3 separate regions of the Homo sapiens genome follow, and regions 1 and 2 are each linked to region 3. Evidence: chromatin loops called from intact Hi-C (ENCODE). Cell type or tissue: A673. All regions are shown on one strand.

Region 1 (2,500 bases), 200 kb after region 3:
TGGCTCAAAGAGTCTTTGTATTAATAGTCACAACTCTGGAAGAGCCACAGGGTCCGTGAGAACTGAGCAAGTCAGTGACTTAGGAAAAGCTCATTTCTTCTCTGTACTGAAAACAGGGAGAAAATTCCACCTTGGACCATCAAAGAGGTGATTTATAATGTAGCAAATGATATTCTCAATACTGACCTTTGAGATAAAGAACTTGGTTTGAGGATGTCACATGGAACTGTATATGCCTTTAGAAAAATCCAATGAATATTTCATGCAAAAAGTTGAGAATGTGAACCTGAAGCTCAGAAAGTCAGGAATAAAACTACAAATGAATTTGGAATTTTCCCACATGAAAGAGATGCCCAGTGTGCAGATAAGAACACAGTAAGAAAAACAGAATTGAAAAGGTCCCATTGCTATGATGGTTTAATGCCTATGATACACAGCCTAAATAAAGATATAATATTGCCACCAAAACTATATATTAATAGGTTTCAAACATGAATTAGCATTTAACTAAAAACATGAGAATGCTTCCCTCTTGGAAAAAAAGAAAGCTAAATTCATCAAATTTTAAATTTATAAAACAGATGGATGATTAGCATTCAAAATGATTCAACATTGGATGTCAACGTTGATTTTTTTTTTGACCGGCAATTGCCCTTAGGAAAGTCAGTTTATGAAATTTCACTTCTCACTAGTTTTTCAGCACACATCCATTGTATTAGATGTGGAAAACATAGTTTAAAAACTGTCATCCCAAAAATTGTTTGAAAAGTTTCTATGATAGATAGGTTAACAAACTCTGTTGGATAGATGAGCTATTCTGCTATGTCATGAAAAGGTAGAACTTTCTGATAAGGCTATTTCAAAAAAAGTAAATATATCCCAAAGATTGATGTATGAGTGAGGATTGCTTTGGCTGCAATCATCAGAAACTGATTCTAACTTTTAAAATTATATATATGCATATATATATTTAAAAATTATTGGCTCACAGATCAAAGGAAATATTGAAAAGTCAGGCATTGGTGTTACCAGGATGAATCAGTCACTGCTAATTCTCCATTCCATACCACTAGAATCAGGATTTCTAGTCCTGAGGCAAAGAGCATTGCTTCGTATGCCCAACTCTTGGCTAGACAAGGACAGGGCCCCTTTGATCAACAGCTCCTCTTGGGCTGCACATAGCCTTTTTTAAAAGGATGTCAAAGTCATGCTATGACAAAAGATAATAGGCAGGAAGGAAACAGCAATGAATGTCTACAACACACAGCAAGCATGCATTTCTGATAGGAAAGCAAAAACAACCATGGATGTTGACATATAAAATGAATCCAATCATCATCCCAGAAATGCAAGTATTTTCATGTTCATATGCCTTGAATATCTTAAGAACCCAGAAATTTATTCTAGGTTACTATCAATTCAGAAAGACTCTTCATCAGATAGGGAGGATTTTTTTTCTATCGATAGGAACATAACAGGACCACTCTGTCTTGTTCTTATATTTCATAAAAATAAAACTAAAAGGAACAAGAGGTATGTTTGACCTTATATTTGAAATAAGCCAACATTATATTAAAATATTAATGCAACCTTAGACAATGTTAATAGAAAATTAAGTCCAAATGACAGGAAATACAGTCTCAGTGACTTCTCTCCTACTCAAACAGAGCACTGTTTTGAATTCTGAGTTTTATAATTTAGAAAGAATGGGCTCATGCCTTTAATCTCAGCACTTTGGGAGGCTGAGGTAGGTGGATCGCTTGAGCTCAAGAGTTCGAAACCAGCCTGGGCAACACAGCAAAACCCCATCTCTACAAAAAATACAAAAATTAGCTGGCCGTGGTGGCATGCCTGTAGTCCCAGCTACTTGGGAGGCTGAGGCAGGAGAATCACTTGAACTCTGGAGGCAGAGATTGCAGTGAGCCAAGATTGTGGCACTGCACTCCAGCCTGGTAACAGAGCGAGACTCTGTCTCAAACAACAACAACAAAAAATTAGTCAGGCATGGTGGAGTGCACCTGTGGTCCCAGCTACTCGAGAGGCTCAGGTGGGAGAATCACCTTAGTCTGGGAGGTCAAGGCTGCAGTAAGCCAAGATCACACCACTGCGCTCCATCTTGGGTGACAGAGTGAGACCCTGTCTCAAAAAAAAAGAAAGAAAGAAAGGATGCAGCAAATTAAGAGCACACTCAGAGGACATGACAGGACAGCAAAGAAACCATTGGAATAACAATGAGGGGAAACAGGAACATTTAACATATAGAAAAGAGGATTTGGGACTTAAATGACAACGGTCTTGAGTGCACTGTGCTGTACGGCAAAGAAAAATTGAATGTGTTCTCCAAAGATCTAGAATCCGGTTCCTACTCTATTCCTATTTACTGTGTGATCTCAAGCAGGTTGCTTCCCTTCTCTGGGTCTTATGTCTTCACCTTTATAAAAGGAGGTGTTGTTTTGTGAGCAATGGCAGGGGGTTTTCATCAGACTTAGGTTCAAATCCC
Region 2 (2,500 bases), 1.3 Mb before region 3:
CTTCCAAGCTGTGGGCGGCCCTCCACCTGGGCTCTGGGGAAGCATGCCCAGTCCATGAGAGCCACGCCAACACCCACCTGGGTCTGATGGATCCTCAGCTTTTTAAAATTCACTCTACAACATGCATTATTTTTTGTTTTATTGTTTGCTTTTACCACTGTTAAAAGTAGACAATATGAAAACAATTATTCTGCAGAGCGTTACACATTTCTAACAGCCTTCCTGAAATGTTTGGTCTGAAGCTGCCTCTATGGTTGTGAGAAATATGTGTAGTACATTTTTTTCTCCTTTCTTGATAGAGATTTCCATTTTATTGCTGAGAATGGGTTAGAAGTTATTCACAGACCCACTCAGGAAAATGGAAGTTACTCTCATAATCTCTATTATGAGATAAAGAAATGGAAGTTACTCTCATAATCTCTATTATTTATTTAGTGCTTGCTAGTTCCAAGCTTGGCGTTAAGTATTTTCACATACTTGGTGTCATTAGAGCCTTACGACAACCCTATGCAGCAGATACTATTAACCTCATTTTGCAGAGGTTCAGAGAGTTTAAATAATTTGTTCAAGATCACAGAGCTGGCCGTGCTGAGATGGGGTCTTTTGTCCTCTGATTCTAAAGCTCACTCTCTTGTCACTACCCAAAGCTGTCTCTTTTCCAGCGTTTTCCAACTGCCAATCTTCATGAATGTCTTGGTTGCCTGAAGATGAATTTGTCCACCAAGAGTGAAGAGTTTAGTGATTTGAGAAGCTGTGGAAAGTAAATGAAATGAGATACAGGGCCCATTCTGCTGCTGGGCTTTTAAAGAGAGAGGTGAGCAAAGCAGGTCGGCTATTTTGGGCTTAGAGCCAAGCCTTCTGGGGCTGTCCCAGGGAAGAACATTGCTGAGTTGTGGGGTAGAGCTTAGTGATGGCATGGTGCAGAGACAGGGCCTAAGGGGAGCTGTCTCAAAACCACTTCCTCCTCCAGGGTTCCTTCTCTGTGGGAGCCATTCTACTTCCCCACCCATGGGGGAACCTCTCTCTGTATTTTTTCCCCCAACACTATTTCTAGGATCCAGACACTAGTAGGCGCTGGGCAGGGATAGATGTCATGCTGGCTGATACTGCTAACTGGATAAACTGTGTGGAGCCTCAGTTTCCCCCACTTCATGGTCAGCAGGCTTTTTAGAACAGAAAGAAATTTGACGGTCTCTCTAGGAACCATGGCCAGGTTCCCACTGTTAGACACACACATAAGGGTCTCAGATTCATCTCAGGCTTGGGCCTCCCATGTGGTAGCCGAGCCATCAGGCTGGCTGTGAAATGCCTTATTTTATTTTCTGCCTAACATCAGGTTGCAAATGAAAATACCTTTTCAACCCTAGTATTATTACCCCTATGGATGGCACGTTTAATGTGCGCTATTCATTGTTATAATGGCCGCACCTGTGTAGCACACGCACACTGGAACTGCAGCAGCTGTGGACTGTAATTGCAAAACATTATTTTCTGTTTCTCCCCGAAAGCTTTTGTGCATGTGCGCGTGTGTGTTATCTGTGTCCGTGTGTTTGTTTCATCTATAATGACTGTGGCCCAAAGATTCCCCATCCCTACCCCCCTTTTTAAACATAAAACTAAATGTAAATACACTTATTTCTAAATGCACATTTCAGTGAAAGTCAGATGCAACCCCCCATCCCTCCCCTACACATTCAGTAATGAGACTTCAGAGAGCTACTTCGGAGCGTGTGGTCTGTGGAAAGGTTCACGCAATCGCCGCTGCTGGGTGCAGTGGTCTTTATGCTCGTTGGCACACAGGCTCTCCCATGATTAATGCATTTGTTCCTTGATATTCAGCCCCTGCAGGACAGAGAATCAATTTAGCACTCACAGGCCCAGATTATCACCAGTACCAAAGACATTTCTGCACCAGGGGCTTCCCCATTCAAAACGAAAAGATATTTTTCTTTTCATTTTTTTCTTTTTTTAGAGACAGAGTCTTGCTCTGTCGCCCAGGCTGGAGTGCAGTGGTGCGATCTCGGCTCCCCGCAACCTCCGCCTCCCGGGTTCAAGCAATTCTCCTGCCTCAGCCTCCCGAGTAACTGGAATTACAGGCGCGCACCACCATGCCCGGCTAATTTTTGTACTTTTAGTAAAGACGGAGTTTCACCATGTTGGCCAAGCTGGTCCCAAACTCCTGACCTCAGGTGATCCACCTGCCTCGGCCTCCTAAAGTGCCAGCATTGCAGGCGCGAGACACTGCGCCCGGCCCAAACAAGATTTCTAAGAAGGATGTGTTTTTTTCCATTTGCCTCCATTGGTTCTCATGTCTGGTGGATGAGGAAAAGCACTGTCTGCGATTTGGTCAAAACAGTTGGCTTTTCTCCTTTCCGTGCACTTCTTTAATTTGCAGAGATGCCATGTAGCCCGCTGCTGCAATGACTGTGGGGGAAACCAAGGCAACGGTCTAGCACAGAATTGAGTTAACACCTTAGATCGTGCAGTAGGGCTCCTGGTC
Region 3 (2,500 bases):
AAATGGCTATTCAGGCTCTGGTCTCTCATTTTCAAATTTTCAAGTAAACACAATCAATATTTAGAAAATTATATTTCAGTTTTTGTTTTGAATGATCTTTTAAAATAATAAATGAAAAAATATAACTCTTGGGAATGCATGCCCATTGGTCACATCTCACCCTATAGTATGAATACCTAGGTGCACTTGCTTGTGCATTTCAGAGACTATGCCTGATGGCACAGGATAAATATAAATGCCCTGCCCTGAAGATATGAAGAGAATGAAGAGAAAAGATTTCTTACATTATACCAACACAAACACATTATGGTATAGAATGAAACAATTCGGATAATATTTTAATGAAATATGACTTCTCAAAGAAATTTGACAAGTATCACTAAGAATACTTTGGGAAAAATCTAAAAATCACTTCTCATCTAAAGTAGCAGGAAAAAACATGCCTGCATAGTCTATATAAAACCGTGTATTTGGCTTCCAATGTTTTCATGTTCCCTATAAGTTTTCTGATTGTCACAATAAGTATTTTTATTTTCCCCAATTATTCTGTATATGACATAGATTTTGGTCTTAACTATCCCAGTCTTACTTTTTTATTTACTTTCCATTTTGCAATAAAATAAAAGTAATAGGGCAGCTATAATACTCCAGGTATTCCCAGATATTCTTGCATGATCTGAACTATGTATGCTTTTATGTGTGCATTGTAACACTTTATTAGGATTTTTTTAACTCTTGAATCCCATGTTTGGTTTTGATTGCAAACCAATTATTTTTATTTGGATAAAGCTACAAATCTCAGGTATTTCTGATAAGCATCTCTCTGTGTGTGTGCACATGCACATGTGTGTGTATGCATATGCAAGTATATCTACATATTTCTCTCTATATCTATACCTCTATACATTTGCTAAAAATATTTACATAGATAATTTCTTAAATATCAAATTTTATCTTTTTCTACTTAAATTTTACCTGGTCAATGTCAATTCCTCTTACCTATTAAAATAATTTTGAATCTTGAGCCCAAAAACCAAGGGTGCCAATGGGAGTAAAGATGAACATGATTAGGGGAAAAGTACTTGCATTTGCTTTTTTTAGTATCAGTTTTAATGCTATGCAAGGTACCTACAAAAAAAATTTCTTTAAACTAGCATGTTATGCCCCTAAAATGCAGGTAGATTTCCCACAGGTTAGAAAAAAAAACATGTTTTTTAAAGTATTGTTTTAATTTATTGAATTCAAAATATAATGAATGGGACATACCCAGACAGAAGCTCAGTGGCATTTAGCTAGAGGACTCTGTCCAGATTGACCTCAATCTCTATGGGAACACAATAGATGAAGCTGCCGAATTGCCCATGAAACCACCTTGTTTCATTACTATACATCTCACATTTCATCATCTGTTCCACAGGAATATTATAATATATTTGCACAATCTTTTTAGTTTTGGGTAGACTCCAATAGATGCCCATTAAGTAAAGACATGGTCTCTTAACACTACTTTGCTCCAAAAAAGAAAGGAAGGAAGGAAGGGAGGGAGGGGAAGGAAGGAAGGAAGGAAGGAAGGAAGGAAGGAAGGAAGGAAGGAAGGAAGGAAGGAAATAGTTGCAGCATAAAACCTAGGAAATAACTTGAAGTTGGGGTCTCCAAAGAGATAAATTGGTTTTAAATGGACACTGGGAGAAACAGGAGAATTTTTCTCTAGTCAACAACTATGAAAAATCTGGTCAAAAATCAATAACAACTTTTCTTCTTAAGACATAATAGTGCTTGAAACAAGGAATTCATTGAATTATGTTAAAAGGCTTACATATCACTGAGAAAAAAATAAAATTTTTTCTAAATCAAAATACTCATTCCAGTGCCAGGAATCTAACTATGACATATAGAAAGTCATGAAGCACAATTGCTTCTGCCACAGAAACCAGAAAAAAAAGCAAAAGTAGATAGTATAAATAGAAAAATGGTAGACTTAACTCAACATTTGCATTAAATGTAAATGAAATAAACAGTCTATAAAAAGCCAGAGTTTGTCAGACTAAATCACAAAAAAAGGCCCCCAAATGTATATGCTTTGTACAGGAAACACATTAGTAAGTATATATCACAGATATGAGACACATATACTGACAGTAAGACAATAAAAAATGTTATACCAAACAATTGGAAACCAAAAAGTATGGTTATATTATTATCAGGAAAAGACTTCAACACACAGAATATGTTAAAGTCAGGAGAACATAACAACCCATGATATGAATGCACCAAGTAACATAACTTCAAAGTATTTTGAACAGATGCTCAGAAACTAGCTTTCTGACACCTGATTTTCTGTTAGACAGTATAGAACATTACATGTAGGAGTCTCTCCCCAGCAAATTGTTATTGGTATTAACATATTTCTTAATACAAAATATTCTGGCAAGTGTGCCTCACCTATCTTTAATAATAATGATGATAATAATAATAATGGCAACAGCTGTTAATAGTATTT

Evidence for each region. Hi-C counts contacts between places; a loop is a spot of excess contacts. Peaks named below come from ENCODE experiments on the same cell type or tissue, not always from the same donor. Only the 100,000 strongest peaks of a DNase experiment are listed, where the experiment ranks them.
Region 1: a loop joins it to region 3, with 8 times the contacts of the local background. A loop is called at or near these places in 5 of 110 quality-filtered maps.
Region 2: it touches region 3 in a loop (4-fold over the local background); 26 of 110 quality-filtered maps call a loop at or near these places.

What each region holds. Positions count from the first base shown.
Region 1 is chr6:18,529,091-18,531,590 of GRCh38, reverse strand. The region is part of intron 1 of MIR548A1HG (MIR548A1 host gene); the gene reads right to left. Among named protein-coding and RNA genes, the nearest start is that of MIR548A1HG, 7.6 kb to the right of the region's middle. In A673, no CTCF peak of the experiment used is centred here; a DNase peak (open chromatin) is centred at 1,190; H3K27ac peaks cover 2,317 bases.
Region 2 is chr6:20,057,604-20,060,103 of GRCh38, reverse strand. No RefSeq gene overlaps it. Among named protein-coding and RNA genes, the nearest start is that of MBOAT1, 150 kb to the left of the region's middle. In A673, CTCF peaks have their summits at 881 and 1,085; no DNase peak of the experiment used is centred here.
Region 3 is chr6:18,733,367-18,735,866 of GRCh38, reverse strand. No RefSeq gene overlaps it. Among named protein-coding and RNA genes, the nearest start is that of TRQ-CTG1-1, 100 kb to the left of the region's middle. In A673, no CTCF peak of the experiment used is centred here; a DNase peak (open chromatin) is centred at 1,546; H3K27ac peaks cover 2,433 bases.